Linked DNA regions of Homo sapiens: regions 1 and 3 are each linked to region 2. Evidence: chromatin contacts called from ENCODE Hi-C or POLR2A ChIA-PET data. All regions are on one chromosome and are shown on one strand. Each heading gives the region's core, a stretch centred on a gene start or an enhancer-like site at or near the end of the contact. The rest is flanking DNA. Distances are from core to core; before and after follow the strand shown.

Evidence for each region. A loop is a pair of places that touch in the nucleus more often than their neighbours do. ChIA-PET counts read pairs that join two places held with the same protein, here RNA polymerase II (POLR2A). Pooled maps may share reads with other maps.
Region 1: a map of aorta shows a loop between it and region 2 (2.4-fold over the local background). The contact joins two enhancer-like sites. A Hi-C loop is called at or near these places in 2 of 168 maps with a recorded cell type or tissue (Panc1 and aorta) and 5 of 50 pooled maps. POLR2A ChIA-PET finds 5 or more read pairs at or near these places in 1 of 52 experiments (WTC11).
Region 3: a loop to region 2 is called in a map of endothelial cell of hepatic sinusoid, with 2.9 times the contacts of the local background. The contact joins two enhancer-like sites. A Hi-C loop is called at or near these places in 3 of 168 maps with a recorded cell type or tissue (endothelial cell of hepatic sinusoid, heart right ventricle and lower leg skin) and 1 of 37 single-sample maps with no recorded cell type.

Annotation. Positions count from the first base shown.
Region 1 is chr2:229,414,846-229,419,016 of GRCh38, forward strand. It overlaps DNER (delta/notch like EGF repeat containing), which reads right to left. Exons shown (of 13, transcript NM_139072.4): 9 at 3,263-3,385. Among named protein-coding and RNA genes, the nearest start is that of PID1, 150 kb to the left of the region's middle. Within about 2 kb of position 1,631, at least 21 of the 41 ENCODE cell types and tissues checked have a DNase peak (open chromatin) inside an H3K27ac peak, as active enhancers do.
Region 2 is chr2:229,127,864-229,131,759 of GRCh38, forward strand. The region is part of intron 2 of PID1 (phosphotyrosine interaction domain containing 1); the gene reads right to left. Among named protein-coding and RNA genes, the nearest start is that of PID1, 140 kb to the right of the region's middle. Within about 2 kb of position 1,993, at least 6 of the 41 ENCODE cell types and tissues checked have a DNase peak (open chromatin) inside an H3K27ac peak, as active enhancers do.
Region 3 is chr2:229,599,979-229,603,927 of GRCh38, forward strand. The region is part of intron 1 of DNER (delta/notch like EGF repeat containing); the gene reads right to left. Among named protein-coding and RNA genes, the nearest start is that of DNER, 110 kb to the right of the region's middle. Within about 2 kb of position 1,598, at least 2 of the 41 ENCODE cell types and tissues checked have a DNase peak (open chromatin) inside an H3K27ac peak, as active enhancers do.

The DNA of each region.
Region 1 (4,171 bases), core at 381-2,880, 290 kb after region 2:
CTGGCCTAACCAGGTGAGACCTTTAAGAGGGTCCAGGCTGGGTGCAGTGGCTCATGTCTGCAATCCCAGCACTTCGGGAGGCCAAGACAGGTGGATCACCTGAGGTCGGGAGTTCAAGACCAGCCTGACCAACATGGAGAAACTTTGTCTCTACTAAAAATCCAAAATCAGCTGGGCATGGTGGTGAATGCCTGTAATCCCAGCTACTCAGGAGGCTGAGGCAGGAGAATCGCTTGAACCCAGGAGGTGGAGGTTGGTGTGAGCCGAGATCACACCATTGCACTCCAGCCTGGGCAATGAGAGTGAAACTCCATCACAAAAAAAAAAAGTCCAGGCCTTCCCGGAAGTTCAAGACTGGAAGCAGTGGGGTCTCTGTCATAGTTGCTAGCTTTCAAAGAGCAAGCTGTCACAAATCCTACAGCCACGAGGATATAAGTTCTGCCAATAACCTAAGGGGACTTGGAAGCTGATTTCTCACTATTCAAGCCTCAGATGAGAGCTCAGTCAGTCAATACCTGGCTTTCACCCTTGTGAGCCCCTGAGCTGGGAATTGACTAAGCCACACCTGGACCTAGGAAACTGTTAGGTAATAAAAGCATGTTGTTTAAGCCAGTACCGGGTACTGATTTGTTATGCAGCAATAGATAGCTGATACAGAAGGCGGATCTACTTTTTTCAAGAGACTTTCCTTCACCATTATATTACCATTCACAATCACATAAATATCAAATATTTAGATTTATGCCTGCATTTAAAGGCATACATCTCTTCCTTCCATTCTCCATCTTCCCCTATCTGGATATCTTTGTTTTGATTTAGTTCCTATTTGGTGGCGATGCTTATTAAGGTACTTATCTTAGGGTATAGGGTGCTATATTTTCTGTATCCTTGAATGTATGGCAATGTCTTTCTTTTGCCCTCAAATATAAACAACAAACTCCTAGTCCTTTTCATTTAAAAGTCTGAAACGCTGCTCTGCTATTCTTTACCTCATGATAGAGAGGGGCAGTACAATGCCGATTTGATTCTCTTTCTTCTGTATGTAACCTGTGATCCCTTCGAAGAATCTTGTAAAAAATTCTCTTTATCCTTGCAGTTACAAATTTTACCAGGAAATCTCAAATTGTGTATCATCTCCTTCATTAATCCCATTACTGCCCTGTGAGCCCATTCTATTTGAAAATAAGACTTTCTTCACCTCACAGACACCTCCTTCTAGGAGTTAGTTAATTCTGCTTCTATTTCCACATGCTCCTTCTTCTGGAGCACCCATCGCTCAGGCAGAAGCAGATCTCTCAAATCTTTTCTCCATGTTTCCTGTCTTTTCACTCGTGGTTTCCACTTCCTCATATTTTGATTCTCTCATGCACTAGTTCCTCCTTTTTATTCAGATCCAAATTCAATTTTGAGTAGTGTACATTACTTTCTTCACTTCCTTTCTTGAGTGTTTAGAGCTGTTGTTGCAATTTTTGTTTTTATTTCCCAAAACTTTTCTCCCTCTCTGAGTTGCTGGCGTGGGCTAGTGTACTGGCCAGGCTAGTGGGTGGAAATCTTGGCAGAGACAGACAACATAACACATTCCCCTTCAGGGATGGATGGGCAGCCAATGGGGCCCTGTGTACTAAGGCATGAGGCAGAGAGAGGCCTCCCAGTTTGGTGTTCTCAAGGCCACAAAAAATGGGGGGGCCAGCTCAGCCTACTGTGCAATTTCCTTAGACAGCAGCCCGTAGCCATGAGATCAGTACACCCCTCTGCCTCCTAGGGTCAGACGCAGCACAATTACAGCATGCACTTCCTCTCTATAAGCTGAAGGATTTTTTTGGACTAATCTGTTCATTGAGTCATCAGTTCTCTCTGGAGCCCTCATCCCCTGTTCTTGTGGTTAAGCAAAGGCTCCCAGCACACATACCCTTTCTTGAGACCCCAAATCTTCAGATGACCCCATTCAGGGTCATCTACCTTATTGAGCCATCCCTAGCAGAGAGTCAGGAGGGATCAGAGATATTGAATGTCAATGTGAGCTGCCATCTTCCTAGAATCTTCATTTGTTCAGAGTAAGAAATCCATGAAAATATTTATACACATGGAAAGGAGCAAGGGGAAAGAAGGAGGTTGAAGATATGTAGAGAGAAAGGTAATAGATAGATAGACTCAGAACTGAGAAGCCTGAGAATGAAGCCAGCACATCTGCTGTTGTGTCCTGGTAGATGTTAGTGGAGTTTGGTTCTAACCGAACGTCATACTCCAACAGAAGCATCAGATCTGTGGAACACAAAGTCAAGACCTGGCCCAGCTTCAGCCCTCTTATCCAGGAGCTTAATCAAGTTTTCAGTGTAGCCTACAAGGCCATGAGACTTGCCAAAAAGGTTACTAAATAAAGGTAGGTTCATCCAAAGAGAAGCAACGGTGAGGGCAATGCAAGGTCTCCAGCCAGGTGGATGGCATCAAGCAAGCAGCAATAGGAGCAAGCGGTTGAATGAAATGGCTATAAATAGAGCCCACAAACGCATTCCAAAATCTAAACCCGGCCCCGTAGTTATGGCTTAGAGAAATGTGTGCAACAGCTGATAAATAGGTTCTCCTGGAACAGGGCCGTCTGAGGATATCTGGGCTCCAGGAAGCCTTGCCATCCACAAAACGTGGCCAGAGGCCAGTGAAGATGCTGGGAAAGGGCTTTAGGAACCACGCTGACCAGGCTTATAGGGGAAGAGCATTACTGTCCACCTCATAGGGTTCTCGGGGGGATTTAGTGAGCTATGCACATTAGGGGTTAGAACGGGGTCCACACATTGGAAACACTCTGTCAATGTCGCCTGTTTTTAATAAGCATTAACTTACTTGCTGATACATGGGACTCCGCCTGCCTCCTCCCCAAGAAAGCACAGCATTCTATCTCTGCATAAGAAGCTTTATAGGACGGCATCCTTCCTCTTCCACAGTTTTCACAGCCATGGTCTCTAACCTATGTCTGACAGTCCATCTTAATATTACTTTTTGTTTTCAGCTTTTTACACATTCAATAAAAAAGAAAGCGAGGATCCACAAAGAACAGGACAGGAAAGGGGGTTGTTTCTCAATCTATCAGGAAGAAACCAGAGACTTGCAAATTGGTCTCCTTGGACCGATTAATCATGCCAGCTTCAGCATTTGATTGTTATTCTGAACAATTCATGGTCCAATTAGAGGTTTATGCATTTACACTGAGAAATACATGACGTCATTTAGAGCCATTCTGGCACAGGAAGGCCAGGCGGCCTCTCACCTTTGTATTCTGCCAGGCACACACACTCATAGCCATTAACGAGGTCCCTGCAGGTGGCTGCATTCAGGCATGGAGCGGAGAGGCACTCATTATATTCCTCCTCACAGTAGAGGCCATGGTAACCTGAGGGACAGAGAGAAAGGCCCACTGTCAAATGCATCCCATTTACAACCCACGCGGGACCAGCCTGCAAGGAAGGCAGTTGGGGGTATTCATTAGAAAGTATGGTATAAACAGATGGGATTTCAGGAGCTAGATCTCTTGGGGTAAAGTTGAAAGGTGGATTTGGGGGAAGGCTATGAAGAAAGCGCCTGTTCTTATCACACTTTTTCATGATCCCAAGTATAAAAGAAGTGATTCCATTTATCCACTGACATTTTCATCATAGTGCATCCAACAGTGCTGGTGTTAGGGTGATCCAGTCACTGAGTGTGTCTGCTGTGGCCATCAGAGATAGTGAATGAGCAGGATTTACGGCAGGGGAGGAGCAAACAGCTCCCTTCAAGAGTGAGAACCTGGCTCGGTGTGGTGGCTCATGCCACCACAAAGTGCTGGTAATCCCAGCACTTTGGGATACCGAGGCAGGTTGATCACTTGAGCTCAGGAGTTCGAGACCAGCCTGGCCAACATGGTGAAACTCTGTCTCTACTAAAAATACAAAAAATTAGCCAGGCGTGGTGGCGGGCGCCTGTAATCCCAGCTACTCAGTAGGCTGAGGCAGGAGAATCACTTGAACCTGGGAGGCAGAGGTTGCAGTGAGCCAAGATTGTACCACTGCACTCCAGCCTGGGCGACAAGAGCAAAACTCCATCTCAAAAAAAAAACAAAAGAAAACAAAAAGTGTGAGAGCCACATTAGAAAAGTATATCTGTATTTCCTTTTCAAGTCAGAAAAGAAAATTAGCTCAAA
Region 2 (3,896 bases), core at 743-3,242:
TATCTGTCTGTCTGTCTCTCTCTCTCAGGCAGTGCTGGGAAAACTGCCAAATACCTGCTCTTTGGCTTCCCTTTGTCCAGCCACCATGCAGCTCATCTTCCTCAAGAACATTTGCTTCCTTCAGCTGTGCAGATGCTGCTGATGGAGCTACAAGCCCTTTGTGTGCAGGGAGATGGCAGGGCTGTGTGTGTCTCCCATTCCCCCAGGGCATTTTCCTTACGAGATTTTAGGGGGAAATTACTAAACAAGCCTTCAAGCAAAGGTAAATGGATTGGGATTTTGTACCAGAGTCCCCCAAACTTCAAGTGCTCTCAACAGCTAAAGGTATTTCCAGGGAGGCAGGAAAAAAGATGACATTTGCAACCTCTCAGAAGGCACTTATTCCAAGTATAATCCAATTTAGAAAGTGCATTTGCTTTAAACTTCCTCTAAAAACCTAAATAGAAAAAATATTTCTAAATCTTGGTCCAAATAGTGACACTGCCTTTTCTCCCTCCAACTAGCTGTTGTATTCCAGTAATTAGGGAAAGGCTCTCTGATGTGGGTATAACTGTATAAAACTCCAAGCGTTTCAAGTTGAAATGTACAAATGGACTTATTTATGACTTTTGTTGCTTTGATACGAAAACAAAACTGTTCAAAGCCAAAGGTTTTTTTAATTTGAATATAGTCGACTTACACCAGATAACAACACTTGAAAAAACTAAGCTATTTAATGAATATTAGACAAACGCTATACAAAGAACCATGAGGATTTCTTCATTCCAATTTATTTTTAAGCTAAAAAAAATCTAAAAAATAAACAAGCTAACCACCATGCATTGAATGTCTATTATTTCTCAGGGCATTTATGTTCATTTTCTGTAATCCTTATTTATTCCCTGTAAAATTGGTATTCTTATCATAAAGAGATGAATAAATTAATGGGTAAAAAAATAGAAAGAGTAAAAAAGACCCACAATTTGATACCACGACAGGATGACTATAGTCAATACTAACTGAATCGTACATTTTAAAATACAGAGTGCAATTGGATTGTTTGCAACTCAAAGGATAAATGCTCGAGGGGATGGATACCCCATTCTCCATGATGTACTTATTTCACATTGCATGCCTGTATCAAAACATCTCATGTACCCCATACATATACACACCTATTATATACCCACAAAAATTTAATAAATAAATAAATAACGAGATAAATAAATTGAGGCTTAGAGAGACTGAACCATTTGCCCTGAGGCACACAACTGTGTACAGCTTGGTGAATACAGAATCAGGACTTGAGCCCAAGCCCCGCTGTCTCCAAAGCCTACCACACTTGTGCTAGTTTCCCACCAGGCTGTGATGCCTCCTTAAGAGACTCATTTAAAACCCCATCTCTACTAAAAATACAAAAAATTAACCGGGCATGGTGGCGGGCGCCTGTAGTCCCAGCTACTCGGGAGGCTGAGGCAGGAGAATGGCATGAACCCGGGAGGCAGAACTTGCAGTGAGCCGAGATTGCGCCACTGCACCCCAGCCTGGGCAACAGAGCAAGACTCCATCTCAAAAAAAAAAAAAAAAAGAGAGAGAGAGGCTCATTTATTGCAAATTCCATATCAGCAATCACAGCTACTTTTACACACCCAAACCTAAATGTGACTATGGTAATAAGTATCTTAATTTTCATTTCATTGCCTGGCAGTTCTCCTCAACTGGATAACATATTGGGCTCTGGATAACTATATTAAACTGAATCCAAATTGCTTAGAAAGCATTTATCATTACTATCTCAGAAGAGTAGTTATGCACAAGTATGATCAAGAAGCACATTTCTAGCAACAATCTATTTGTCCCTTTTCCCCCCATATTAGTCATGGTTTCTTCCCTAAGATGAGCAGAGAGAACCAAACTAGATGTTTCTCTTGCTCATGTACACTGGGCAGGGGCTGACTGCATGAGCTAACAAGGGAGGTGGCTCCTCCGGAGACTAGCACCCACGGCTTCTAGTCGTGTTCACATTCGTTATAATGAAAATCTGTCCTGCTGCCCAGTGGGTTCAAGTAACCATGGCAACTTACCAGCAACATCGCTCACACAAATTATAGCAAAGAAGCTATGACCAGCTCCACCCAGAAACTGAAACGGTCACACCAAGAAAGAAACATTTCTCAAGGACACTTAGCTCTTAAAGAGCCATTGGCAACCCTGTACTTGTTCAGCTTTATCACCAGAATAAATCTCAGCTCGCTTTTACTGAACAGCGTTAAAAGCTGTTACACATAATACACTTGAACTTTGGTTGTAATTAAACTGGTGAATCACAACTTTGACTAACTCTCTGTGTCACAAAGAGCATTGATAAGGAGTTGTCTGGAGAGCCAGACAGCCCTCAGCCCACCTGGAATGCTGCAGACACCCGTCCTTGCATTCTCAGGGCAGGCAGAACTTTCACTGCAGAACGTGCAAGTCCCAGCGCTTCTCAGAGACCAGAAGCTTGGCGCAAAGTGATGCCTGGGGGACAGTGACAGCAAGAAAAGGAAACTCTGCCTTTCTGGAAAGTTCTGAGTTTACTTTTTTAAAGAAAACATAGAAAAGTCTTTAAATAAATTATTTTTTAAAACTACCACATGAGAGATAGGAAAAGATCATTTGTTGAGTGGTGATTTGAACAGCCACTGAGGGATGTGGCGGAGCAAGTTAATGAGGAAACTCGTAGGCTTGTCAGGCAGTTTCATGGGTCTAGTTGAAGCTGGTGACTATGAATTTAGAGGCTCGTCAAAGTTCTCAATCCATGTCTGTTCACCTCCCCCACTAGACTGTGTTCCTGGAGGGCTTAATTCATCTTGCGTCATCAGCACCTAGCTCGGCTCTGATACAAAGCAGATGCCCCCAGTGTTAGCTAAACTCAGTGGCAACGTCTGCAATGTCTGATGGGTTATTTCCTGGGTCTGCCAGAAATGAAGTTTATTTTCTCACAGTTCTGGAGGCTAGAAATCCAAGCTCAAGGTGTTGGCAGGCCAGGGCTAGGGAAAAACCTGTTCTGGGCCTCTCTCAGAGCTCCTGGCAGTTACTGGCCTGTAGCTGTGTAACTCCAATCTTCACATGATGGCATTCTCCCTGGGTGCACGCCTGTGCCCAAATTTCCACTTTTTATAAAGATACCCACCATATCGGATCAAGGTCGCTCCCTACTCCAATATGACCTCATCTTAACTTAATTATATCTTCAGTTACTCTATTTCCAAATATGCTCACATTCTGAGGTACTGAGGGTTAAGACTTCAATTCTGAGGGGTCACGATACAGCCTATAACATCGGAGCATAAACACTTTAAATAAATACTACATTTTTCTTTTCTTTTCTTTTCTTTTCTCTTTTCTTTTCTTCTCTTTTTTTTTTGAGACAGAGTCTCACTCTGTCTCCCAGGCTGGAGTGCAGTGTTGCGATCTCAGCTCACTGCAGCCTCCACCTCCCGGGTTCAAGCTATTCTCCTGCCTCAGCCTCCCAAGTAGCTGGGACTACAGGCATGTGCCACCACACCTGGCTAATTTTTGTATTTTTAGTAGAGATGGGGTTTTACCACATTGGCCAGGCAGGTGTCAAACTTCTGACCTCAGGTGATCCACCCATCTCAGCCTCCCGAAGTGCTGGGATTACAAGTGTGAGCCACCATGGCCAGCCACATTTTTCTATGAGAACAAAGTCATGTGAAAAGAGTAAAGAATCTCCACATGTGAAAATCACCATTTTGGCTAAAGTTTAGAAGTATTAATAATTAATTTCATAGCTTAGGCAAAATGTCCATTGTTCCAAAAGTCATCATCAAATATTCACACTAGATACGAATTTCAGTAATTAATCCTATTTGTAAATTAAAAACCAAGATTTCAGCTTGAATAAATGATGAAGA
Region 3 (3,949 bases), core at 348-2,847, 470 kb after region 2:
AGTGATTTGTCTAAGCAGCAGCATCAGTCAGGGAACTTTTAAAACACAGATTCCCCAGCTCCAGGCCATTCATCAGAAACTCTAAAGGTGAAGCCTAGAAACCTGGATCTTTCAACATTTCCCAGATGATTCTGATGCACCTGGCCCCAAAACCAAAATTTAGAAATTGTTAGTACAAATTAGAGGTTGGCAAATCACAACCACAGGCCAAATCTGGTTTGTTTTTTGTAAATAAAGCTTTATTGGAATACAACCACAGCCACCTGTTTATGTGCTGACTGCTTTTGCAATACACCAGCAGTTGAGTACTGACAACTGAAAGCGCCTGGCCCACAAAGCCTATATGATATTTGTTATCTGGCCCTTTAGTTTCCCAGTCCCTGATCTAGACAGTACAGACTTTGGGGTTCACAAAAGAGGGAAAACAGGTAGGTGGGGGTCACCTGGAAAGACTTCAAAAAAGAAAACTATCTTGAACTGGGCCCTACAAGTTTGATAGCAATAACATCTATTTTCTCCCCCCATGCAACTCCCTAATTGGACTGGTGTGCAGCAAGTGATTAAATAACAGAAGAACCTTTGGCAAAACAACTTAAAGGACCAGATATTCTTTTAGTCATAATTATGTGCAGGAAGGTTGCAGAATAAATCTTGGTACTATGAAAAGAATGCTCATCTAGATAGTCCACCTTGAAGCAAGAACACAATGAAGGGTCATACCCCTACCTTTCCTTCACTAGAAGAAATATGGAAATTCTCCCTCTACCTTTCCATCCATCAGCTGAACTAAATGGAGATGAATGATGAGCAACCCATGCCAAGGCTAAATATAGAACTAGGTGGACCCATGGAAGACGATGGATGGGGAAAGGTCACACAGACTAAGGGGATATTGAAATAGCAGGAGAGTGACTCTGTCTGCCAGTTGGAGAGGGGGACTACAGCAAAGATGACTCCAGAATTTATAGCTTAGGGTTACTGGAGAAATTAGAATGAACAATTGCCACCTGGAGGTACTGTGATATGGGAGAGAAAGACTGGGGTTCCAGTCTCATTTGCAGGTGATGTTGGACAAGGCAAGAAAGCTTCCTGGGGCTCAGCACACTCAACTGTAAAAGGAAGGGATGGGACTAGAACATTCTAAAGGCGTTTAAGTTCTTAATATTGTGTTTCTATGTCCAAAACAGGAATTGCAGTGGTTGTAAATGTCATCTTCCTTCTGAAACGCAAATGAACAATGTTGGGGTCCAACTGTCACAGTATTTTTGTCTCAAAAAGAAATTTTTCCCACCTTCTTCAATAAGGATTTCAACTATATTCCAACACCAACTGCTTACTCACCAGGAATAAAGATATAAAAAAAAATCACTATAGTGCTTATGCCAGTAGTAGACTCAGCCAAGAAATGCATCCCAAGATTTTTTTCCCAAATCCAAATAATAAAAATGCTCATTCGCTTTACTGAATCAAGAACTATATGTCTTAGTGAAATACACATTCCATGTTTTGATAGGTCTTTACTTCTGTATTAGAAACTCTACATCAATTCAAAAAATTATTCCAAGACTAATTTGGTCAGTCCATTATTCCCTCAATTCTGAGTCAGCTTTCTTGAAACCAGCTTGTCCTGATTTTTGTATGTGAGTTGAGTCACATTTGTAAGTAGGCTAAAAGGAAATTATAAGCAGAATTGAAACGTGGCTATAAAATGAATCCATTAAAAATAAACTCTTACATATTGTTTCCCTACTTTTTCATGCTGTCTCTTTAAAACATACTGCATTTGGAAATTACCTTGAAATCTCAAGGTAATTGCTTTAGTCTGATTAACACATAGTGATAAGTCATAGTGATGAATCTATAAGCCCTGCTCAGCTGCAGATATATCAAGAATTAAAGGAATTGTTCTTCAAAAACCTGATCTTCCCTTTGTCCCTTGGTTTCCATATTTAACTAAGTCCTAAGAGATAGCACTCAATTGCACTTACTGACATAGGCACACCAGCCTCAAATGAAATGCTTTTTTTTTTTTCACTTTTAATCATTCAAAGACCAATTTCTTGAATAAAAAAGTTGCAGAACAATTCCAGTGCACACATTTTTGTTTCGCCTCTCATCAGAGACACTCATACATCCTATCAAACTTTTTTACAAAACCACAATGCCATCAATACAGGAAATATGTCGACTTCTGCCTCTTTCGTACTCAGGAAAAGAAGGCTGCAGGCAAACTGGGAATTAAATTTCCTGTGAAGATTGTATGATCATCTCAACCAATGCAGAAAAAACTCTTATTAAATTTAACATCTAGGTAGAGTGAAGACTTTTAGCAAACTAGGAATAGAAGGAAATTTCTTTTATCTGATAAAGAGTATCTACAAAAAACCTTCAGCAAATATAATACTTATTGGTGAAAGGTAGAACAGTTTCTCTCTGAAACTGGGAAGAAAGCAAGGATGTTTGCTAATACCACTTCCATTGAGCACTGCACTAAAGGTCCTACACAGTGCAATGAGGCAAAAATAAAAAGAAAGTATAAGGATCCACTAAGAAAATAAGCTGTCAATTACAGACTGTATGATTATTCATGCAGATAAATTATTAAAATATGGAACTTCAGCAAGTTTGCTGCATGCAAGATCAAAATTTACCAAAAAATAAAAATATTTTGCATCTCCATGTATCAGCAGCAAACTAAAGATCCTTTTCTCAAAGGTACAGTTTATAATAGATGAAAAAAATTAAATTCCTAGTAATAAATCAAATGTTAAAAATGCATGATCTCAATGAAGATAATTGTAAAGGGGGAATATTCCAGTCATGAATTAGAAAACTTGATATTAGAAAGACTCAAATTTTTCTTAACCTACAAGATTCAATGCTGCTACAACAGAAATCACAACATTTGTGTGCTTCTGTAAAATGGCCCACGATAGCACAGACACGCTTGAATAAGAACAATGTGGGAGGGCTTGCTCTATTAGAAAGCAGGAATTTTAAAGCTATGGTAATTAGGATAGCATGACACTGGCAGAAAGATGAACAAATAGACCAATGGAACAGAGACAAGAAACAGAAAGGATCACACAGGGACACTTGACTTCTAGAATAGAGTCTTTTCAATAAACTGATATCCAATGAGAAAAAAATGAAGACTTTTCCCTCTCTCAAGCCATATGCAAAAATAAACACCAATTGGATTGTAGATCCAATTGAAAGGTAAAAAATTAAACTTCAAAAAGATAATAGAAGAGAATATCTGTATAACCTTATAGTAAACAAATATTTAATAAACAGAACACAAAGAGTACTAACTATAAGAATATTAATATTAAATGACGAGTTAATGGGTGCAGCACACCAACATGGCACATGTATGCATATGTAACAAACCTGCATGTTGTGCACATGTACCCTAAAACTTAAAGTATAATAAAAACAAAAAAGAATATTAATGAGCTGGATGACAACAGTTATAGTATACTGATAAAATATACTATACAGCCATGAAAAAGAAAGAACTATAGCCTTATACAACAAGTAGAACAAATTCCCCAAACACAATGTTTTTTCCACTTGTGTAAAGAATATAAACAGCAAAAGTGACCCATGCTTGAAGTCAGAAGAGTGATTAGCTTTGCAGAGCTGAGAGAGGTGGGGACGAGGAAGCTGCTGGAGGGCAACATTGTCAACCTTGATCTGAGTGGTGGTTACACAGGTGTTCATTTTATGATAATACATTGAGCTGTACATATTTTGGGGGGGTGCTTTTCTGTGCTTTGCAAGTTTGTGCTTTGCAATTTTTGTGCATATTTTGTGCTTTGCAATTTTGGAAAATTGTTTTTAAAACACCTACCATATACACATATCTGACATACTCTTTGTTCCTTGGTTGTCATATTTAAGAAAGATGATGAAACTAACTTGCCTCTACCCAAAAGTAACCATA